Linked DNA regions of Homo sapiens: regions 2 and 3 are each linked to region 1. A link is an interaction called in ENCODE POLR2A ChIA-PET data of the cell type or tissue named here. Cell type or tissue: CD4-positive, alpha-beta T cell. All regions are shown on one strand.

The links. ChIA-PET counts read pairs that join two places held together with the same protein. Peaks named below come from ENCODE experiments on the same cell type or tissue, not always from the same donor. Only the 100,000 strongest peaks of a DNase experiment are listed, where the experiment ranks them.
Region 2: POLR2A ChIA-PET joins it to region 1 with 10 read pairs; 23 of 35 experiments call an interaction of 5 or more read pairs at or near these places.
Region 3: POLR2A ChIA-PET joins it to region 1 with 16 read pairs; 25 of 35 experiments call an interaction of 5 or more read pairs at or near these places.

What each region holds. Positions count from the first base shown.
Region 1 is chr6:35,345,004-35,353,003 of GRCh38, reverse strand. It overlaps PPARD (peroxisome proliferator activated receptor delta), which reads right to left. Exons shown (of 8, transcript NM_006238.5): 2 at 5,854-5,937. Among named protein-coding and RNA genes, the nearest start is that of PPARD, 6.4 kb to the right of the region's middle. RefSeq lists an enhancer at 4,081-4,330. In CD4-positive, alpha-beta T cell, no CTCF peak of the experiment used is centred here; a DNase peak (open chromatin) is centred at 4,363; H3K4me3 peaks cover 408 bases; H3K27ac peaks cover 2,717 bases.
Region 2 is chr6:35,416,299-35,424,298 of GRCh38, reverse strand. PPARD (peroxisome proliferator activated receptor delta) reads right to left here. Exons shown (of 8, transcript NM_006238.5): 4 at 4,018-4,172; 5 at 2,341-2,479; 6 at 151-353. Among named protein-coding and RNA genes, the nearest start is that of FANCE, 32 kb to the left of the region's middle. In CD4-positive, alpha-beta T cell, a CTCF peak has its summit at 4,562 (motif pointing left); a DNase peak (open chromatin) is centred at 4,608; H3K27ac peaks cover 857 bases.
Region 3 is chr6:35,445,164-35,453,163 of GRCh38, reverse strand. It overlaps FANCE (FA complementation group E), which reads right to left and starts at 826. Exons shown (of 10, transcript NM_021922.3): 1 at 371-826. The coding sequence starts at 618. It also overlaps the pseudogene MKRN6P. RefSeq lists a silencer at 276-1,175. In CD4-positive, alpha-beta T cell, CTCF peaks have their summits at 3,359 and 3,560 (motif pointing right); DNase peaks (open chromatin) are centred at 913 and 3,573; H3K4me3 peaks cover 1,532 bases; H3K27ac peaks cover 649 bases.

The DNA.
Region 1 (8,000 bases):
GTTTCTCTCCTCAGTGAATCACGCCTCTTAGTATTCACACCCTTGTGTAGTCCTCTCCTTGAATCTGAACTGGTCCTGAGACCAAGGGAATAGAGGAAGTGGCACTGTGTAACTTCCAAGGCTAGGACATGAGAAACATTGACATTTCTTTCTGAATCTCTCAATACATTCATTTTGGGAATGCTTCTGCTCAGAACCCAGCTCTCATGCTATGAGAAGCCCAAGGCACATAGAGAGGTCATGTATACGCACTCCATTCAACAGCATCAAGTGCCACCCATGTGCCTAAGCCAGCGTGGACACCCAGCCCAGCTGAGCCTTCAGATGACACCTGCCCCGTCTTCATTTGACTATAGCAACATGACATATCCCAAGCAAGAACCACCCAGCTGGGCCCAGTTAATCCACAGAACCATGAAAGACAATAAAATGCCAATTTAAGAATGTCCTAGATGAATAAATAAAAACTAACTTTATTAAAATCTCCACCTTTGATATCTGTCTTTTAAATATTCTTTGTGGCCGGGCGCGGTGGCTCACGCCTGTAATCCCAGCACTCTGGGAGGCTGAGGTGGGCAGATCATGAGGTCAGGAGTTCGAGACCGGCCTGACCAATATGGTGAAACCCCATCTCTACTAAAAAAATACAAAAATTAGCCGGGCATTGGGGTGCGCGCCTGTGGTCCCAGCTACTTGGGAGGCTGAGGCAGAAGAATCACTTGAACCCACGAGGCGGAGGTTGCAGTGAGCCGAGATCACACCACTGCACTCTAGCCTGGGTGACAGAGTGAGACTTCATCTCAAAACAAAACAAAACAAAACAAAAAAGAACTGGCTGGGCACAGTGGCTCATGCCTTTAATCCCAGCACTTTGGGAGGCCAAGGCAGGAATGAATGGCTCGAGCTCAGGAGTTTGAGACCAGCCTGGACAACACAGGGAGACCTGATCTCTACAACAAGTTAAAAAATGAGGTGGGCATGATGGTGCATGCATGTAGTCTTAGCTACTTGGGAGGCTGAGATGAAAGGATCACTTGAGCCTGGAAGTCAAGGCTAGATACAGTGAGCCAAGACTGTGCCACCGCACTCAAGCCTGGGCAAGAGTGAGACCCCATATCAAAAAAAAAAAAAAAAAAAAAAAAGGCTGGGTGTGGTGGCTCATGCCTATAATCCCAGTAATTTGGGAGGCTGAGGCAGATGGATCACTTGAGGCCAGGAATTCAAGACCAGCCTGGTCGATGTAGCAAGATCACAAGACACCATCTTTACAAAAAATTTTAAAATGAGCTGGGCATGGTAGCACATACCTGTAGTCCTAGCTACTCTGGACGCTGAGGCAGGAGGATTACTTGAGCCCAGAAGTTGGAGGCTGCAAGTGAGCTATGACTGCACCACTGCACTCCAGCCTGGGTGACTGAGGGAGATGCTATCTCAGACAAAATCAAACAAAAGAACCAACAGTATGTTACCAATGATAAAAATCAAACTTTCAAGAGAAAACTCAAATTTAGAAAACGTGTATTGACCACTGTGAGCCCGACAGCTTCCCAATACTTAAAGACTTTTTAAAAATGAGATCAGTGGTGATATTAACGAATGTCACCCGCCCGGCCTATTATAACTTCTAACATGGTAAACATAAGCCCTTGGGGTCTTCAATAATTTTTAAGAATCTAAAGGGACTGGCGCAGTGGCTCACATCTGTAATCCCAGCACTTTGGGAGGCCGACGCGGGTGAATCACGAGGTCAGGAGATTGAGACCATCCTGGCTAACATGGTGAAACCCCGTCTCTACTAAAAACACAAAAAATTAGCTGGGCGTGGTGGCGGGCACCTGTAGTCCCAGCTACTCGGGAGGCTGAGGCAGGAGAATGGCATGAACCCGGGAGGCGGGGCTTGCAGTAAGCCGAGATTGTGCCACTGCACTCCAGCCTGGGTGACAGAGAGAGACTCCGTCTCAAAAAACAAAAACAAACAAACAAACAAAAAAAGAATCTAAAGGGATCTTGAGGCCAAAAAGTTTGAGAATGCTGTTTTATAATATTCTAAAGTTGACTTCAAAATAAGCCATCTTTCGCCCAGGCGCGGTGGCTCATGCCTGTAATCCCAGCACTTTGGGAGACCGAGGTGGGCAGATCACCTGAGGTCAGGAGTTCAAGACCAGCCTGACCAACATGGTGAAACCCCATCTCTACTAAAAACACAAAAAATTAGCCAGGCATGGTGACACATGCCTGTAATCCCAGCTACTTGGGAGACTGAGGCAGGAGAACTGCTCGAACACGGGAGGCAGAGGCTGCAGTGAGCCAACATCACGCCACGCCACTGCACTCCATCCTGGGCAACAGAGCAAAACTCTGTCTCAGAGAAAAAAAAAAAAAAAAAAAAAAGACACATAGACCAATGGAACAGAATAGAGAACCCAGAAACAAATCCACACATCTACAGTGAACTCACTTTTGACAAAGGTGCCAAGAACATACACTGAGGAAAAGACAGTCTCTTCAATAAATGGTGCTTGGAAAACTGGATATTCATATGGAGATGAATGAAACTAGACCCCTACCTCTTGCCATCCACAAAAACCAAATCAAAATAAAGACTTAAATCTGAGACTTCAAACCATGAAAGTACTACAAGAAAACAGGAGAAAATCTCCAGGACACTGGTCTGGGCAAAAATTTCTTGAGCAATACCCCGCAAGCACAGGCAACCAAAGCAAAAATGGTCAAATGGGATCACATCACATTAAACAGTTTCTGCACAGCAAAGGAAACAATCAACAAAGTGAAGAGACAACCCACAGAATGAGAGAAAATATTTGCAAACTACCCATTTCACAAGGGGTTAATAACAAGAATATATAACGAGCTCAAACAACTCTATAGGAAAAAAACGAATAATCTAATAAAAGGATGGGCAAAAGATTTTAATAGACATTTCTCAAAAGAAGACATACAAGGCCGGGTGTGGTAGCTCATGCCTGTAATCCCAACATTTTGGGAGGCTGAGGCAGGCAGATCACTTGAGGTCAGGAGTTCGAGACCAGCCTGGCCAACATGACAAAACCCCATCTCTACTAAAAATACAAAAATTAGCTGGGCGTGGTGGCGGGCGCCTGTAATCTGAGCTACTTGGGAGGCTGAGGCAGGAGAATCGCTTGAACCCAGGAGGTGGAGGTTACAGGGAGCCAAGATTGTGCCATTGCTCTCCAGCCTGGGTGACAAGAGCAAGATTCCATCTCAAAAAAACAAAAAAGAAAAGAAAAAAAGAAATATACACCTACTACTATGTACCCATTAAATTAAAAAAAAACAAAAACAAACAAAAAAAAAACTTAGCCAGGCACAGTGGTGTGCACCTGTAGTCCCAGCTACTTGGGAGGCTGTGGTGAGAGGACTGCCTAGGGAGGCCAAGCTTATCCAACCCATGGCCCATGACTGCATGCAGCCCAGGAGAGCTCTGAATGCATCCCAACGCAAATACGTAAACTTTATTAAAACATGAGATTCTTTTGCCATTTTTATTTTTAGCTCATCACTATTGTTAGTGTTAGTGTATTTTATGTATAGCCCAAGATAATAATTCTTCTTCCAATGTGGCCCAGGGATGCCAAAAGATTGGACACACCCCTGGTCCTAGGTGATATAGCAGTACCCAATCAAGAAAGAAAGAAGAGGCCGGGCGCGGTGGCTCACGCCTGTAATCCCAGCACTTTGGGAGGCCGAGGCCGGTGGATCACGAGGTCAGGAGATCGAGACCATCTTGGCTAACACGGTGAAACCCCGTCTCTACTAAAAATACAAAAAATTAGCCGGGCGTGGTGGCGGGCGCCTGTAGTCCCAGCTACTCAGGAGGCTTAGGCAGGAGAATGGTGTGAACCCAGGAGGCAGAGCTTGCAGTGAGCCTAGATCGCGCCACTGCACTCCAGCCTGGGTGACAGAGCGAGACTCCGTCTCAAAAAAAAAAAAAAAAAGAAAGGAGAAGAGAAGTTCCTACCTGCGACTGGGAGCTCAAGGCTCAGGGATGAACTGGACAACTGACCCCTGGAAATGCACGTACAATTGCTGCCACTGGGCCTGGCTGCTGCTAAAGCAAATGGCAAAGCAAATCAGTTCAACTCAGTAGCTCTCCCCGCTCAGGAGGTACTTTGACCTCTTCCCTCTTGGGGAACCTCAGAAGTCTCTGAAACTCCCCCCTTCTTCCTCCCTCACATTCCCTTCAGAGGAAAGCACTTGGTATGGGTTTGAAAGCAGGAGGGCCCCCCACCCAGGACCTTCCTGAAAGATCTACAAACAACCTGACCCCCACAGACAGAGAGACACAGGGACTCACCACCCTGTCTGACAACAGGAAAACCTGCAGGGTGTTAAAGGCAGAGAAGGGGAAGTGAAGCCCACAAACAGCTACTGGAACCACTGAACTTCAGAGATTAAAACAAATCAGGCAGGAGGCCCACGTTTCCCCGGCCCCCAGCAGGGACCCACAACAACCCAGCCTTCCAAATAGGACAATGAACATTGTATTCCCTGGAGCTCCACTTCTGAGAGTTTATAAAACCTGCCAGGCATCCTGAGAACATGGAAACAGCAATGGGAACCCAGAGCATTGTTCAGACTCTTGGTGAGAACCTCCTACCCCTGCAGAGATGGAAGAAACAATTCTGTGTGTTATGGCCAGCTCTCATATATACCAGCAAACCACAGACCCATGAGGCAGAGATTGGATCTGTTTTTTACTATTATCATTTCCCAAGTGCCTGGCACATAGTTGGCACTTAAAAATATTTGTTCCCGGCTGGGCACAGTGGCTCACATCTGTAATCCCAGCACTCTGGGAGGCTGAGGCGGGTAGATCATCTGACATCAGGAGTTTGAGACCAGTCTGGCTAACATGGTGAAACCCCGTCTCTACTAAAAATACAAAATTTAGCCAGATGTGGTGGCGCATGCCTGTAATCTCAGCTACTCAGGAGGCTGAGGTAGGAGAATCGCTTGAACCTAAGAGGCGGAGGTTGCAGTGAGCCGAGATCACGGCATTGCACTCCAGCCTGGACAACAAGAGCGAAACTCCATCTCAAAAAAAAAAAAAAAAGGCCAGGTGCGGTGGCTCACGCCTGTAATCCCAGCACTTTGGGAGGCTGAGGCGGGCGGATCACCTGAGGTCAGGAGTTCCAGACCAGCCTGGCCAACATGGTGAAACCCCATCTCTACTAAAAATACAAAAATTAGCCGGGCGTGGTGGCAGGTGCCTATAATCCCAGCTACTTGGGAGGCTGAGACAGGAGAAGCACTTGAACCCAGGAGAAGGAGGTGGCAGTGAGCCAAGATCACGCCATTGCACTCCAGTCTGGGGGACAAGAGCAAGACTTCGTCTCAAAAACAAACAAACAAACAAAATATATATATATATATATATTTGCCCCCTAATAAGAGAGAATGATGGACACCATCTTTGTGGCCTGGCACCCTAGGTACCCATATAGGCAAAGACGAAAGTTCGTTCATTTACTCATTCAACAAAAATTTATTCATTATCTCCTCTGTGCCAGGCACTATCCTAGACACAACAGGCAGCAAAACAACTCCCTGCCCTGTGGAGTTTATCTTTTAATGGGCGCAAAGGTGGGAATCTCCATGCTCCTGAAAAAACTATGTAAGCCATAGACTTTCAATAATTACTTAATAAATGCCTATACTATGCATAAGCAACTGGTACCAGATGCTGTGACAGGAACCTGGAATCTGGGAATAAGCCCTAGTGAAATTATTTCATCTTCAAGGTCAGGATCTTAAATCTGGATCCTGTGTCAGTGGTGGTCAGAGACCCCTGAGTAAAGAAAATGGGATTACCTCGTTGGTGCATCTGTCTTCATCTGTTGGTGAGCAGAAGCCACTGTGTGAGTATCACGTGCATGCCCAAAACACTGTACAACACTGCAGGATAGAAAAAACCCCAACAGCTTTAGCTGACAGGTGCCAGGGGCCCTCAAAGCAACTCTAATAAGTTATACCCACCGTAACTCAAAGAGTGTTCCTAAGGTAATCTGGCTCCTCGTCGGTCCCTTACACACCACCCTGAGATGTGATTCTGAGCCTGAGTCAGCAAATATTTCCCCAATCCTGGAAGGAGTCTGCTCACTCCCAAGTAAGCAGACACTGGCTTTGCTGATTTTATCAGGTCGGCGCAGAAGGCGCAGGCAAGGTAAGAAGGGAGCTGGGTAGAAGCTCATAAATGAAGATGTCCTGAGTCATAGTTGATGCCTTCACCAAAGCCCCTGCAGAATGAACTGGAGTCACATGCCAATCACCAGCCTGCTGAGTTATGAAGGCTAGGAGCCATCTGCCAAGGAAGAAGACCCATATGTCTGAAACCTGATGCAAGGGGCCATGTTCTCCCTGCCAGGCTCAAGGCAAGCTCCAAGGGCTCCTCTGACACCCTGGAATCCAGCTGTTGCAAGCAGCTCCTCACCCTGGCTCCAACGGCAGAGAAAAATGTGCATGGACACCAAACCATCTCCAAGAAGCAGCCATTAGGTAATCTGGGACATGGCATTGACAATGGCACCGGGCACAGGGCTTCTGACATCATATAAGCAAGGGCCTGGCAGAACGGACAAAGCCCACAGAGACCTGGGTAGGGAGGAAGAGAATGTTTCCAGTGTGGGCAATGCTGAGCAGTAAAGCTGTGTCCTGCAATTTCCAAGCCCTTCAGAGGCACTGGAGCAAGGCACCACTGTTCAGCTTCCCAGCCTGCAGAGAGCACTCAGGGAGGTGGGCCTCAGGGACAGGATATAGCTGAAGCCCTTAGAAGTGACAGGTCCAGGCTGGTTGTGGTGGCTCACGCCTGTAATCCCAGCACTTTGGGAGGCTGAGGCGGGCAGATCACGAGGTCAGGAAATCGAGACCATCTCGACTAACACGGTGAAACCCTGTCTCTACTAAAACTACAAAAAAAAATGAGCCAGGCGTGGTGGCGGGCGCCTGTAGTCCCAGCTACTCAGGAGGCTGAGGCAGAAGAATGGCGTGAACCTGGGAGATGGAGCTTGCAGTGAGCCAAGATCGCACCACTGCACTCCAGCCTGGGCGACAGAGCGAGACTCCATCTCAAAAAAAAAAAAAAAAAAAACGAAAAAAAAGTGACAGGTCCAACTCCTGAGAGAGAGGAGCTGCACTATCCCAGGATGTGCCAGAATCTGCAGGCCCTGAAGACAGCTTGCACAACAGTCAGGACAGCTGTAGGCCCAAAGCAGAGGCCTAATGGCTTCCCAGGCTAGTGCTCTACACTGTCTATCCTCTTACCAGGCCCTAAGGGAAGGCGTCTAAGGGACCACAGGTCGGGTTGAAAGGCTGAGTAGGAGCAATTCTTCCTGAATGGGTTAAGGCATATATCACACAAGAAGGCCATGGTGAAGAGGCAAGGAGAAAGGCACCTGAACGAGCAGTCAGTGTAATCTCAGTGCTCTGAGAGGCCAAGGTGAGGAGGACTGCTTGAGGCCAGGAGTTCGAGACATTGTGAGAGCCTGTCTTTACAAAAAAATTGTTTTTTAATTAGCTGAGTGTGGTGGTGTGCACCTGTAGTCCCCGCTACTCTGGAGGCTGAAGCAGGAAGATCCCTTGAGCCCAGGAGTTCGAGGTTACAGTGCACTATGATAGCACCACTGCACTCCAGCCTGGGCAATAGAACAAAACCTTGTGTCAGAAAAGAAAGAAGGAAAGAAAATCCAGACCCAGACTCTGCAAAAATCACTGAATGGGGAAGGAATTTGGTAATTGACAATCATGACTACCTTCTCAGAAAATGAGAGTGGACAAACTGCAAGAAGCTATCCATCTAGGGCTGCTGGTGCCCAAGCTGCTCCACAAGGACTGGCCTTGACCTGTTCTCAAATCTCTCACCTGCCACCACAGCAGAGAGCACTACTAAGGGGTAAGCACGGCCAGAAGTAACAAACTGCTCAAAAGAGTAAGGAGGAGTCCTTGAAAGCCAGAGACTAGAC
Region 2 (8,000 bases), 71 kb before region 1:
CTCGGGAGACCCCCACCCTGTGCTCCCCATGTCCCTTGCCTGCACCATGAAGTTGAGGGAGGGAGAAGGCCTGGCTCTCCCGGAGTCAGGCAGGCGGCAGTGGGACCCAGAGCCCAGGATGCTGCCAGGCCAAGCAGCAGCAACACTCACCGCCGTGTGGCTGGCTTTGCCGGTGAGGATGCTGCGGGCCTTCTTTTTGGTCATGTTGAAGTTTTTCAGGTAGGCATTGTAGATGTGCTTGGAGAAGGCCTTCAGGTCGGCCACCTGTGGGTTGTACTGGCTCCCCTCGTTTGCAGTCAGCCCTGCCACCAGCTTCCTCTTCTCAGCCTCCGGCATCCGACCAAAACGGATAGCTGCACAGGGAAGGGGGCAGTCAGCAAGGAGCCCAGGCAGGCCCCAGCACCTCTGACATCCCCATCCCTTTACAGGTGCATGGGCCAAATCCTTTTGGAGCCTAAGGCCCCCAGAAGCTCTAGAGTCAGCAAGGTAGGAATGATGGGGTGGCCCCTCCAGATCGCAAGCTCCACAAGATGTGATTTTTTTTTTTTTTTGGTGTATCTTTGCAAGAGCAGTGATTTTGTCTGTTTTGTTCACAGTGCCCAGCACACAAGGACTCTAACTTACTGAGTGACTGAGCTACGCTAGCTGGGGTAAGACAGACTTTGGTGACAAAGGCCTGGGCTTGAGTTCCAGCTCAGCAGTTTACTAGCTTTGTGACTTGGGGCAGACTCCTTCACTTTTCTTTTTCTTTTCTTTTTTTTTTTTTGAGACAGAGTCTCGCTCTGTCTCCCAGGCTGGAGTGCAGTGGCACGATCTCGGCTCACTGCAACCTCTGCCTCCCGGGTTCAAGCAATTCTCTGTCTCAGCCTCCCGAGTAGCTGGGATTATAGGCGCCCACCACCATGCCTGGCTAATTTTTGTATTTTTTTTTTAGTAGAGACAGAGTTTCACCATCTTGGCCAGGCTGGTCTTGAACTGCTGACCTCAGGTGATCCACTCGCCTTGGCCTCCCAAAGTGCTAGGATTATAGGCATGTGCCACCATGCCCAGCCTTTTTCTTTTTTTGTTTTGAGACAGGGTCTCACTCTCATCCAGGCTGGAGTACAGTGGCACAATCATGGCTCACTGCAGCCTTGACCTCCTGGGCTAAAGTGATCCTCCCGCCTCAGCCTTCTGAGTAGCTGGGACTACAGGTGCACGCCACCAAGCCTGGCTAAATTTTTTTTTTTTTTTTTTTTTTTTTTGTAGAGATGAGGTCTCACTATGTTGCTCAGGCTGGTCTTAAACTCCTGGACTCAAGCAATCCTCCTACCTTGGCCTCCCAAAGTGATGGGATTACAGGTGTGAGCCACTGCACCTGGCCACTTTTCTTTTTTAATCAGAAAAATGAGGCTAATACTTTTTAAAACTTACTGAGTTATTAGATCAATTAAATAAGAATCCTCACATAGTAAGCACTCAAAAATTGTTGTCATTAGTAATTGAGTAGGATACGAATTCGACTTCTCCTGGAGTTAGCGTAAGGAGAGGGATTCAGTCAGTTCCGAGATTTCCTAAGAAAGGAGTCAAACCCAGACCTGCCAGACCCCATTACCCAGGAGAGCCGCAAATGGAGGGCTCAGGTACTGCTACCCTCTAAGATGCAAGGCAGTTAGGGCATCCCTGGGTAAAAGCTGGCCAAGCAGCTAACCTGCCTGTAGAGATCACAAGAGGCTCTCCCCTGTCCTCTAGGGGTCTTACTCAGAGAGGTACTGAGGGGACAGGTGGGCTTTGCAATATCCTACCCTGGGGTCCGAAGACAAGGCTCTGCAGGAGGCCTGGAGCACAGGGCAGAGAAGGCTCTGTCTCCTGGGAGTGGGTGACCTCCAAGAAACTTCTGCCTGGCTCCTGGCAGTTGACAAATGTGGTTACTTACTGGTTACTGCCTGCCTTCTATAACCAAGAAGGGCCACCTGGCCTTGGCAGTAGCTTTCATGCTGTGTCAGGTCATCTGAGACAGGCTTGAGTTTCTGGGACTGGTGTTCCCCAAATTGTTCAAGCTGGTATCAATTATCAGTTCCCTTCTGGGCCAGAATGCGTAAACCTCAGGTATAGGGAGGTAAACACTACCCCACGCCTGGGACCCATGGTAGATGCTGGCAGTCTGAGGAAGTGGCAGGTCTTAGGCTCTAAGATCCAAGGTCCAGATCAGCAAAGCCAACAGCCAACAGCCATGGTGCTTACTGTGCGCCAGGCACTGCTCTACAGGTGCCCCCTCTAGGCTGCCCCAAGGGCTCCCTGGACCTTGGTTTCAGGCTGTGTGGAGCCAGCAGCCCGTGAGTTGCCCTGGTCAGCTCTCACCGTTGTGTGACATGCCCAGTGCCAGGCACTTCTGGAAGCGGCAGTACTGGCACTTGTTGCGGTTCTTCTTCTGAATCTTGCAGCTGCGCTCACACTTCTCGTACTCCAGCTTCATGCGGATCGTACGACGGAAGAAGCCCTGAAGCACCAAGAACAGGTGAGGAAAGGCCACCAGGAGGTGGGAGGGAGGCTGTGCCAAAGGGCCCGATTATGTATAAGGTGTAAACACTCCTGACATTTGGAAGTAACGAGAAGAAATTTTTTTGGAGGGGAGATGGAGAAGGAAAGTAATTCTAAAACTTTAATTAAAACTATTTTAGTTCAGGCACAGTGGCTCACGCCTGTAATCCCAGCACTTTGAGAGGCCGAGGTGGGCGGATCACCTGAGGTCAGGAGTTTGAGACCAGCCTGGCCAACATGGTGAAACCCCGTCTCTACTAAAAATACAGAAAAATTAGCTGGGTGTAGTGGCACACCCCTGTAATCCCAGCTACTCAGGAGGCTGAGGCAGGGGAATCGCTTGAACCCGGGAGGTGGAGGTTGCAGTCAGCCAAGATCGCGCCATTACACTCCAGCCTGGACAACAAGAGTGAAACTCCATCTCAAAACAAAACAAAACAAAATAAAACAAAACAAAACAAAAAAAAAACACAACTATTTTAAATGTCTAAAGAAGTCCTAAAGCTTCTTTGTTGGGGCTGGACACAGTGGCTCACGCCTGTAATCCCAGCACTTTGGGAGGCCGAGGTGGGTGGATCACCTGAGGTCAGGAGTTCAAGACCAGCCTAGCCAACATGGTGAAACCCCGTCCCTATTAAAACTACAAAAATTGGGTCAGGCACAGTGGTTCACACCTGTAATCCTAGCACTTTGGGAGGCCAAGGCAGGTGGATCACCTGAGGTCAGGAGTTCGAGACCAGCCTGGCCAATGTGGTGAAACCCCATCTCTACTAAAAATACAAAAATTAGCCAGGCATGGTGGCATGTACCTGTAATCCCAGCTACTCTGGAGGCTCAGGCAGGAGAATCTCCTGAACCCGGGAGGTGGAGGTTGCAGTTAACTGAGATCACGCCACTGCACTCCAGCCTGGGCGACAGATCGAGATTCCATCTCAAAAAAAAAAAAAAAAAAAAAAAAAGCTTCTTTGTTAGTTTGGTAACATAAGATTGTCTCACGGCTAACTTGATTTCTTCATAAATGTATCTGGTTCTGTGTATTTGTGAGGTGGTGATTCAATAAAATAATCTGTGAGATTTTGATGGGTGTGAAGTTAGGAAGGACCCACAAATATCACTGGAAAAACAAATGTCTGTCCTTTTTTCTCAGAGCCCGCTTTGAGCCTTGAGAAACAAGAAACCCAGACCTCAGGTAAGACGATGGCTCAGCCCAAGACCCTCATTCTGCCCTAGCTGCCTGGTCCCCAGGGGGACACAATCACCCACAGAGCTGGGTCAACACAGGTGCCCAGCAGGGTAGGCTTGACAAGGGAACCCCCTCTTCTCCTGCAGTGCCCAGAGCTGAGGTCTGGAGCACAAGGGCCTGGCTGCCTCCTGGGCAGGAATTCTGCAATAGGTACAGTCAGGGCCCCACCCCAAGGCAAGGAAAGCTTTGTGGAGGGTCAATTCACCATGTGACCACAGCCTCAGTGGCCAGCCACCGCTCCCCCCAGTCCGTACCTTGCACCCCTCACATGCATGAACACCGTAGTGGAAGCCCGATGCCTTGTCCCCGCACACCCGGCACTCCATGTTGAGGCTGCCGCATGAGGCCCCGTCACAGCCCATCTGCAGTTGGTCCAGCAGTGAGGGTGGCGAGGAGCTCCGGGAGAGGTCTGCGGACACACGATGGAGGGGCAGCTCCACATGCTGCCAGGCCTGGAAGCCAGGGCGTGGGAACAGCCCCACAGCCCTCGCCTCAGCCACTTAACAGCTGTGTGGCCTCAGGGAGTCAACCTTTCTGAGGACCAGTTTCTTCACCTAGAACAGGGGGTACTGACAGCTTCTCTGGGAGGATGGGCAAAAAGTCTCCACAGCATTTCTCCCAGAGCCTAACATACAGAAGATGTCCAGTACACAGCAGCTATTACCATCAGGGCTGGGTCAGAGGCTTCCTGGGCTGAACTCACCATGGGGTAGCAGTGGGGAGGAGGATGGCTGTGTTTTGGGAGGAAAGCAAGAGAGAGAAAGCAGACAGAGGGTCTTAGCCCTTAGGAAGCAGCTCTCCTGGTTCAGAGGTTGCCACCGTGTGGCCCATATGGAGATGTGTGCAACGTGTTTTGCAGAAACTGCAGGACTGTAGACCTCTGCAGAGCTAGCCTCCCCACCATCCCCCACAGGAAGTTCTATTCTTGCATAGACTCCAGGGATGCTGTAAACAATCTCTTCAAGAAGCTCAAGTTCATTCCCATGAAAACTTCTTGAGTAGAACAGCTTAGGTATCAGTCATATTGATTAAGCAACACACTGAATTTCTCCAAGTTTTTCTATCAGACGTATAGATGTTTGAACCACGGGGTGTTGAGTGTGTTGGCGAGAAAGGCAGTTTGCTAAGGCTATGACTTCAGGATATATCTGCTGTCAGATGATTTCATAAGAACTGCTAGGATTCTCTTCCCAGTGCCCTTTGGACACTCGGAAATGATCTCTTCATCTTGGAAAGGGGACCTGAACTGAGTCTCAGCTTCCTGACTCCTAGCCCAAAGCTGGTTTCATGGCCCCACATACCAGCTGTCCTACCTCTGCCATGATGACCGTCCAACCTCTGCACTCTTCTCTAATGACTGAGCAACCTCCCCAAAAGCAGGTGCCAAACCTCCAAACCAGAGAATCAGCCATTTTGAGTAGAAGGGGATGTTGGGGGACCGAAGCCACAGAGATAAACCCAGGCTAATGTTTTCCAGGCCTGTGGTAATACCTGTCTACTACACAGGCCAAGCAACTTTGATTTCCCCACCATGGGAGTACCTATCCACCTGCTACCAATCAAAGTGCACTCCATCCTTCCCACATGGTCTCCCCACTCCCCCAGCTTCCCCTTGGGTCCTAGGAGTGGCAGCAGGAAAGCCTGCTTCCCCTATCCTGACCACAGGAGGGGGAGCACAAGAAGCACCCAACTGTGGCAGAGAGGACCCAGTGGGCTGCTCCCCTCCTGGCTGGTGAGGTTTAGGGGTAACACAAGTCTCTGGTTCCTAAAATGGCCTGTCTTGTCCTGGCACCTTAGCTCCCAACTTCAGTCATTCCAAGGTGTTGTAACTGTTCCTCTTGACCCAGACTGGGACAGTGGGCTCCCTACATCTCTCGGGCCTGGGAGGGAAAAGCTGTGCTCTGGGAGGGTGAAGCCGCTTTGGTCTTCTCAGTAGCCTTTGTCACCGCCTGACATATCCTGTGTGTGTTCATTGTTGGAAGCCACCCACTAGACAAAAGGGCCACAAGGGCAGGAACTTTGTCCACCAGGGCACCAGCGTGGTCAGACACTGAGAGCTGTGTGAGGTGCTGGGCACGCAGCAGGCACGCGATAGCTCTCTGCACATCTGGCAGTCCTCAGGCTGCCTGGGTGTCCTGACTGCAGCACCAACTGGCTGATGGGGCTGGGCAGGACCTGCCACTCCTGGAGGCATTTATAACAGGGACAATAAAACTCACAGCACCGGATGTTGGAAGAAAAAGAGATAACATGACAGAAACCCTTTGTGGATGCCTGTGCAGATGCTGGGGCAGGCAGGGTTTCTGGCACTTCCTCCTTGAATCTGTGCAGTCCGTGAGCATATGCTCGTGTTGGGGCATTTCTTGTAATTTTGTCTTTGTGGCCTGCACGTCTGCTTCCTCTGCGAGACTCTGCATGTCTCTACTCACGTTCCCTTTGGATCTCTGAGCTCACTTCCACCACCGAGTCTTGTCCACAGTGGCCAATACCCTCAGATTATTCACACCTCCTGGAGGTGCCTTTCTCATCCTCCCTGTGGCCATGGAAGGTCAGCAGGTGTCTAGTCATTTGGTTTCTGTTGGCACTGCACGTGACAATGTCACCCTCTGTGTTCACTCAAAAGACACATGATAAGCACCTTCTATATGCAGGACAGGACCTAGACTCTATCCTCAAATAGCTGAGGTAAGAAAGAGGTAACAGCAGGGCTGGGTGTGGTGGCTCACGCCTGTAATCCCAGCACTTTGGGAGGCCGACGCGGGCGGATCACGAGGTCAAGAGATTGAAACCATCCTGGCCAACATGGTGAAACCCCATCTCTACTAAAAATACAAAAATTAGCTGGGCGTGGTGGCACATGCCTGTAGTCCCAGCTACTCGGGAGGCTAAGGAAGGAGAATCACTTGAACCCGGGGGCAGGGGGGCGGAGGCTGCAGTGAGCTGAGATCGCGCCATTGCACTCGGCTGAGTGTGGTGGCTCACGCCAGTAATCGCAGTACTTTGGGAGGCCAAGGCAGGAGGATTACCTGAGGCCAGGAGCAACATAGTGAGACCCTGTCTCTATAAAAAGTAAAAAAAAAAAAATAGTTGGGTGTCGTGGCACCTGCCTATAGTGCCAGCTACTGAGGAGGCTGAGGCAGGAAAATCCTTGAGCCTAGGAGAGCTGTGATTGTGCCATCGTATACCAGCCTGGGTGATAAAGCAAGACTGTCTCTACTTAAAAAAAACAAAAGGCCAGGTGCAGTGGCTCACACCTGTGATCCCAACACTTTGGGAGGCTGAGGCGGGAGGATCACTTGAGCCCAGGAGTTTGAGACCAGCCTGGGCAACATAGTGAGACCCTGTCTCTATCTCTATAAAAAATTTTAAAAACTAGCTGGGTGTGGTGGCACATGCCTGTAGTCCCAGATACTTGGGAGGCTGAGGTGGGAGGATTGCCTGAATGTGGGAAGATGACTTGAGCCTGGGAGGTCCAGGTTGCAGTGAGCTGTGATTGCACCACTGTACTCCAGCCTGTGGTGACAGAACAAGACCTTGTCTCAAAAAAATAAATAAACAAATAAATAAACAAGAAAAACAAGGAAAGGTAAGGTGTAACTTAACCTACTGTAACTCACTTGTGCCTACAGGAAAAAAATAAAATAGAAAAAAAAAGAGAAAGAGATAAGAAAACTAGAACATGAGACAGAGTGGAGCAACGCCAGGTAAGGGGCAGTAAGAAGTGCAGGATATTGGAAGGAGCCATCACTCACGCATGTGACTGTCACGGAAGGGGACTGCTTCCCTCTCTGCTGAAAGAAAGGTGATGGCAGAATTCTTCTCATACTAGGGGCTGGGTTCTGAAGGTTCCACCACTTCCCCCGCATCATGATGTCCTGGGTAGAGGTGGGGGTAAGCAGGTGTCCTGCTAAAGGCACTCCATTGGACACCCATTTCATCTCACGTAAAACCTCAAAACAACCTTTCAAGATGGTCTTCTTACCCCCACTTTACAGGCAAGGAAGCCGAGGCTCCAAGGCTCAGAAGTGTTAGTAACTTGCTGGCAGCGGCTATGTTGGTCTTACATATCAACTTGATTAGGCCACGGTGCCCAGTTGTTTGACCAAACAATGTGCTAAGAAGGTGTTTTTTTTTTTTTTTTTTTTTTTTTTTTTTTTTTTTGAGATGAAGTCTCGCTTTTGTTCCCCAGGCTGGAGTGCAATGGCGCGATCTCAGCTCACTGCAACTTCTGCCTCCC
Region 3 (8,000 bases), 100 kb before region 1:
CCACCATCACGTTTTAAGTATCTATTTTTGTACTTTAAAATGTACGTATTTTAACACATGTGTACACTTTATACATAAGTATACTTACACTGGACGTACGAGTCCAGTTTTTTAGAGATGGAAGTACGCGATCAAAAGTGATTTGCCTCCACTTATCATCACTATACCTTACAGCGAACAGAAGGCGTGTGCCTCGAGTTCCCGGATCCTCGATGTCCCGCACACAGCAAGTGCTCAGTGAAGGGTGCCCCTGCTCATAGGGTGCGCGGCAGGCCGTCGCTGAAGGGGCTTATTTCACCTCTGTGTGTGTCGTTCCCCCGACAGCCCCCCGCCTCCCATACCTGCTAAGGGGCCGCGGGCGAGGACTTACAGCTCCAGACGGCCGTCAGGCCCCTGCACGACCGGCTCCTCCCGGCACAGGGCCTCGAGCAAGCGACCCCAGTCGAAGGGCTCCCAGCCGCGGCTGCCCAGCGCCCGGAGCACCCCCAGGCCGCGCCGCGCCCCCTCAGGCCCCGCCTGCAGCGCCTGCAGCAGGAGGCGGGCGGGGGCCTCCAGCTGCGCCCAGGGCGCCGGCTCCACGCCCTCAGCCCCAGGGAGCCCCGCGTCCGGTGTCGCCATGCCGGGGCACGGGTGCCGCGCCGCCCCCTACTCTGGTGTGGGGCCTCAGCTCAGAGGCTGAGGGGAACGGAGGACTCCAGCGCCGTCCCTGACGCGGCGGTGGCGGGCCAGCTCCAGCGCCTGTTACAAGCTCTCCTCGGCGTTGGGAGACCGGAGAAACCCGGCCGCCCGAAGCCGCAGCCGTTCCCGCGCTGTCGGAAAGGGAAGGAGGGAGGCGCGGCCGGGGGCGGAGCCTGAACGTGAGGCCGGCGCGAGGGCCGGTCGCAAGGGGCAGGGCCGGGCACAAGTCCAGCCGGAGTAGGTGGGCGGGGCCAAGGCCTGGGGCGTGCCCATGGGAGGGGGCGTGGACAAAACAAGTGGTTAGTTTGTGGGCGGTGTCGGGCCAGGGAGCCTGGAGCGGGGCGGGGGCGGGGGTTGATGGAGGGGTGGATCCGCCGCTGACGACCCCAACCCTCTCCCTTTCTTCATCACTCCCCAAAGTAGTGGAATGGAGTGGATGTCAGGGGTTCTGTTGTGCTAGAGGACCCGCGCTGTATTTACGCTGACGGCATGTTGCTTGTCATGGACTTCACCATAGAATTTGACCACAATTTACCACCCCACTTAGCTTCATCTCTTCCACAGGCCAAAAGTGCTATCATTTGGGTTTCAGTCCTCTCCAGAAATAGTATTTGATATACAAACATCCCTGAGAATGACATGGTCACAGTAAAACCTAACACTATTAATACGGCCAAAGACTTTCTTCTGAACTTCCTCCCAAAGACCAAGCAGTAACCTTGCTCTGGGTCGTTTATAGGGGGCCAGGTGTGGCTCCACTTCCTAGGGTTCAGTTTAAGGAAGTCCGCTGGAGAACTTGGCTTCCAGCCAAGGGTGGGATCACTGCAAAGCGTAGGAAATAAGCGAGAAGAGCCCCACAGTGCCTCCTAAACCTTGCTTTGGGGGCTAGCTTGTATTTCCTGTCCCAGCTCTGCTGCCACACACAGCCCTTCATTCAGGAAATGTTTACTGAGCACCTAGGGACTGGGGATACTGGGAACAAAACAAAGATCCTGGCCCTCATTGTCACACAACTGGGGAGAGACGGAAAGCTAATTAAACAATGTTTGTGATGTGTTCAAAAAGAACATAACACCGACACACAGCACGAAGTGCTTTTAAATAGGGTGGTCAGGCAAGATGAATGTGAAGATGAGGTTGGCAAGCCAGATAGAAGTCTGTGAGAAGACCATTTCAGTCCTCCCTGTGGAGGGCGGGGGGGCTCTGGGGCAAAAGCATGGCTGGAACGGAGGGCACTTGCTGGATAGTAATAGGAGTTGAGATCAGAGTGGGAACCAGGTCAGATCTTAAGAGGCCTGAGGTCACAGAAAGGAGTTGGGCTTTCACTCTGAATAGTATGGAAAGCCATGGGAGTATCTTGAGCTTGATCTGATCTCCATTTGAGCCAAAATGATTTCAAGGGAGATGTCGGGAAAGACTAGTGATATTTCTTAGATAATGGCTGCTTTGCAAATGCCAAAATAGCAAGAAAGAAGTTTCTTCCAGACACCTTCTGTTTCAGGTAAGCAGCTCTAACTTTACAGGGGATGTTTTGGGTCTTCGAATGACAAGCTGTTAGAGGAGTGGGACCTGATGAATAGCAGGCAGGGCCAAGAATGCTAAAAAGCCTGCAATGCCCTGTGCATCCTCACCTACAGCTTTACTCTGAGTGGCTGTGGCTCCCACCCACCAAGGTCTGTATTCTGGCCACCTGAAAGGGAACAGGGAGGAAAAGTTCTAAACATGGCTCAAGGACCCTGGTGGATCCCCGAGTCCCTTTCACAAGATTCATGAGGTTATTACTATTTTCATAATGCAAAAATGCACTGTGAAGTTTTCCAGAAGCTAAGTGACAAGTAATATTGCAACAGATTGAATGCAGAAGCAGCCTTATTGCACTTGGCAGTGGGGCTGGGCTATGAGCGGACCACTCTTCAGACACCAGCAATGATAACTTAGGTGCATTTTATTGGTTTTCTTTCAGAGTCATTCTACAAAAGAGCAAAGTTAAAAACCAAGGCCCTGGCAAGAGGGTTTGAACCTTCCTCATTCCAGGAGCCCTCCCCCATTCCTCCATGTCCCCAGCTGTGTCACTGCTGCAGTTCATGGGGGTGGAGGGCTTGCTACTTTTGCCCCCCCACCAAACCCTAAAAGGGAAAGACCTACCACCTAGAAACTCCTTCCCCTCACCCCAATTTTCCTCAAGTTGATCCTGATTACAGAAGGCCATGGTAAGAACTGTTGGGGTCCTGCAGGAGTTCTGAACCCCAGAAGGTCATGGCCAGGGCACCGTCTGTGAAGAGCACATTGTCCTCTGGCTCAGCACCCCTTAGGAACAATGCTGGGCCCAGCACCTGGGAGTAGAGAGAAAAATCAGTGAAAACCCATCAACTTCAACACTGGTTGCCTCAGGAATGGAGGAACTCAAGACTCACATATAAGGTTGGGCAGATTGTACATAGCACAAAGGTGCCACATCTAAGTAGGCACCATATTAGCATCATAGATACCATCCATAGGTTTCATATTTATCACAAACATTTATTATAAGCCATGACCAGCAGCCTCCCCTGCCCCATACCCCTGCGGTTACCACCTCACTCCCAGAGGCCAGTTGCACTCTCTCAGGCCAGGGAGGACCGGAGGTCCCAGCCTTAGCTGGGAGCTGGTGCAGGTAGATACACTCAGATTTGAAGGGGCAGCGGCCATTCCCTCGCACGAAGAACCGGCATCGGATCTGGCTATGAGAGAGAAGACGACGACCATCACCTTCAAAACCTGTTACCCCAAGAACAAGGGGCACTCAAGGCTGACACATAAGGTTGGGCAGGTTGTACACAGCACCAAAGCCCCGCATCTAAGCGGACACCACTAGCATCATAGTGTAGCTTTTACATTTATTCTATCTTCCAGCAGATGGCAGTAAAGTATCTTAAGGGGCCCCTTTCTGTACTTCTCAGTCTCTGAGCCAGCAACAGCAGCGGCCCTGGGAACCTCCTTTCATTTTTCTGGTTTATTTTGTTTGTTTTTTGGGTTTTTTGTTTGTTTGTTTGTTTGAGATGGAGTCTTGCTCTGTCACCCAGGCTGGAGTGCAGTGGTGCAATCTCGGCTCATTGCAACACCCACCTCTGGGGTTCAAGCAATTCTCCTGTCTCAGCCTCCCGAGTAGCTGGGACTACAGGTGCATGCCACCACGTGCAGCTAATTTTCATATTTTTAGTAGAGGTGGGGTTTCACAAAATTGGCCAGGCTGGTCTTGAACTCCTGACCTCAGGTTATCCAACCACCTCAGCCTCCCAAAGTGCTGGGATTACAGGTGTGAACCACTATACCAGACTTTTTTTTGTTTTTGAGATGGAGTTTCACATTTGTTGCCCAGGTTGGAGTGCAGTATCATGATCTGGGCTCACTGAAACCTCCATCTCCCAAGTTCAGGCGATTCTCCTGCCTCAGCCTCCCAAGTAGCTAGGATTACAGGCACCCACCACCACGCCCATCTAATTTTTTTGTATTTTTAGTAGAGACGGGTTTTCACCATGTTGCTCAGGCTGGTCTCAAACTCCTGACCTCAGATAATCCACCCACCTTGCCCTCCCAAAGTGCTGGGATTACAGGTGTGAGCCACCGTGCCCGGCCTTTTTGTTTTTTTTTTTTTTTTTTTTTGAGACAGGGTTCTTGCTCTGTCACCCAGGTTGGAGTGCAATGGCATGATTACGCTCACTGCAGCCTTGACCTCCTGGGGCTCAGGTGATCCTCCTGCCTCAGCCTCTTGAGTAGCTGGGACTGCACGCGTGTGCCATCATGCCTGGCTAATTTTTATATTTTTTGTAGAGATGGGGCTTCACCATGTTGCCCAGGCTGGTCTCAACTCCTGGGCTCAAGAGTTCCTCCCCGTCAGCCTCCCAAAGTGCTGGGATTACAGGTGTGAGCCACCGTGCCCAGCCCCTCAGTTTCTTCTTCTACAGTATGAGGATAGTAAGAGTCCCTGCCTCATGCAGTTTACGAGATACAAAGCCTGTCACACAATAAACCTCCATCTACACCATCTCCTATCACATCCAGTCCTGAGCGCTCCCCTTGGGAAACTTCCAACTGGTGGCCCAGCTGCCAGTACAGTTGCTGTTGAACAACACAGGCTTGAATTGCCTGGGGCAGCTTATACGCAGACAAGATCCTGGAGACAGCAAAACCAATTCCCTCCTCTTCGTCCTTCTACTCAATGTGAAGACAATGAGGATCAAGTCGTTTATGGTAATCTGCTTTCACCTAATGAATAGTAAATATATTTTCTCCTTTATGATTTTAACGTTTCTTTTCTCTAGCTCACTTTATTGTAAGAATACATATTATGTTATATAATACATATAACATATAAAATCTGTATTAATTGACTTTATGTTGTCCGAAAGGGTTCTGGTCAGCGGCATGTTATTAGTTAAGTTTTGGGGGAGTCAAAAGTTATACATGGCCAGGTGTGGTGGCTCACGCCTGTCATCCCAGCACTTTGGGAGGCTGAGGCGGGTGGATCGTTTGACCTCAGCAGTTCAAGACCAGCCTGGGAAACATGGCAAAACCCTGTCTCTACAAAAAATACAAAAATTAGCCAGGCATGGTGGTGCGCGCCTATAGTACCAGCTACTGGGGAGGATTGCTTGAGCCAGGAGGCTGAGGCTGCAGTGAGCCGAGATTGCACCACTGCACTCCAGCCTGGGCAACAGAGCGAGGCTCTGTCTCAACAACAACAACAGCAACAACAACATTCTATATGGATTTTCGATTGCATGGGGTTCGGTGCCCCTAACCCCTAAGTTGTTCAAGGGTCAACTGTATTTCCTCACTTCCATCTCTCTTTGCCTGGGACACCCTCTTTTTTCTCCTCCTGAGGAACCCTGTTCTTCCCATGCACAGCTTAAATACTTCCCCTTCTGTAAGAGTCACTCGAGTTAGTGTTTCCTTCAGTAATTTTGTTGATGCAGCTATTAGCGTTCACAGGTGTCTCCAGAACACGCCTGACTATCTCCTGGGTGAAGACGAGGCCTCCTTCTTTATCCCTCCCTTTACCCAAATACACTTTGCATAGATCAAGTGTAGTAAACCCTTTGGGAAGGTGGAGTTAGGAACTTGGAATTGCAGCTAATTCCAGATTTTGAATAAGTGCTTACCCTCCCCAAGAGATTCAGACCTATCCAATAAGGCTGCCTTTCAGCCCCCTTCTCAGCCACCCCATGTTTTCAAAGAGCAGCTAAGCAAATAACATGTATTCATATCAGTTTACTTTCCTGCCTTATGACAAATTGGAAATAAAAGCCAAAGCAAGGCTTCTCATGGTGCAGAGAGAACCAGAGTTGCTCTAAGTTGATTCTGAGCCAAGTTAGAAGAGAAAATTGGCCCTGGTGTTCCTTCTGCTATCTCAGCCACTCTCCGTTTATTAAGTGGGCTTTCTTTCCTTTTTTTTGAGACAGAGTTTCACTCTTGTTGCCCAGGCTGGAGTGCAGTGGCACAATCTCAGCTCACTGCAACCTCCACCTCCAGGGTTCAAGCGATTCTCCTGTCTCAGCCTCCCGAGTAGCTGGGATTACAGGCGCCTGCAATCACGTCTGGCTAATTTTTGTATTTTTAGTAGAGACGGGGTTTCACCATGTTGGTCAGGTGGTCTTGAACTCCTGACCTCAGGTGATCTGCCCGCCTTGGCCTCCCAAAGTGCTGGGATTACAGGTGTGAGCTACCATGCCTGGCCTTATTAACTGGGCTTTCTGAAATCATGAAAATAGTTCATGCCTTCACCTGCCATTTTGGTCACTCTAAACTTCAGGGCTTTGGGGATTCACTGGCTGGGAACCATGGCTGAACCAGAATGAATCAGGGGCTACCTTCTCCACTTCCCTAACCCTGAGTCTCGTTCCCTCTGCAGCCTCACCTGGTCCGAGCCTTGAAGTTCCTGATGAGTTGCTCCTTCTGGGCCCCCTTGCTCACCCAGAACTTGTGGGGGATGATGTAGCTGGAATGGACACGGCACTGTGGACACGCCCTGAGCAGTGGAGTAGAATGTGGGAGAATAGTCACAGGCCCCCAGGCCAGCCTCCTCACTGGGGTGTTTCCCTCCATCCCTGTTGGGACCCCCATGACACTGACTTGATGACATCCAGCGGGAAGTCCTGCCGGTTCTTCCGCCAGGTGCGCAGGCAGCCCAGACAGTGGGCATGGGTGCAGTTGGGCAGGATGCCGAAGACCCGCTGGGCCTCTGGCTTGTCCCACACTTTGTCCATGCAGATGCCACACACCACATCCCGACTGTCCTGCTTCCCAGGCAGCCACAGGTAGGGTCAGACACTCCACCCGCATGCCCACATTCAGCCTCAGTGGCCACCAAGCCCTCCCCCAGCAGATCTGGGTGTCCCAGAGGGCCAGAAAGCCATCTTTTGCCACCCCTCACCCACAACCTGCTGCACCTCAAGGTCCAGGCTCTGAAGTGGCGCCATGAGCTCTCGGACAAGGTGGAACTTTGGCAGAGACTCCTGGGAGTGGCCGTGATCCCTGTCAGCAGCTGTTGGGAAAACTGCATCCATTCACTCACCCCTGAGGCAACCACTGAGCATTTCCTGCATGCAAGACTCTGTGGTAACCCACGTCCTGCCCCCAAGTGGATTAGAGACCAGTCAGAATTAGAAGCCTCTCATATAGGCCAGGCTCGGTGGCTCATACCTGTAATCTCAGCACTTTGGGAGGCCGAGGTGGGTGGATCACCTGAGGTCAGGAGTTCAAGACCAGCCTGGCCAACATGGCGAAACCATCTCTAGTAAAAATACAGAAATTAGCCAGGTGTGGTGGCGAGTGCCTGTAATCTCAGCTACTCAGGAGGCTGAGGCAGGAGAATCGCCTGAACCCAGGAGGCGGAGGTTGCAGTGAGCTGAGATCATGCCATTGCACTCTAGCCTGGGCAACAGAGGGAGACTTCATTTCAAAAACAAAAAAAACAGACTGTAATCCCAGCACTTTGGGAGGCCAAGGCAGGCAGATCACGAGGCCAGGAGTTCGAGACCAGCCTGGCCAATATGGTGAAACCCTGTCTCTACTAAAAATTCAAAAATTAGCCAGTCGTGATGGCATGTGCCTATAGTCCCAGCTACTCAGGAGGCTGAGGCAGAAGAATCGCTTGAACCAGGAGGCGGAGGTTGCAGTGAGCCAAGATCGTGCCACTGCACTCCAGCCTGGGAGACAGAACGAGACTCTGACTCAAAAAAAAAAGAAGCCTCTCCTATAGCCATTTAGAAGAGTGCTGTTCAATACAGTAACCAAGAGCCATATGCGGCTCTTGAGCAACTGAAATGGGGCAAGTCTGAGTT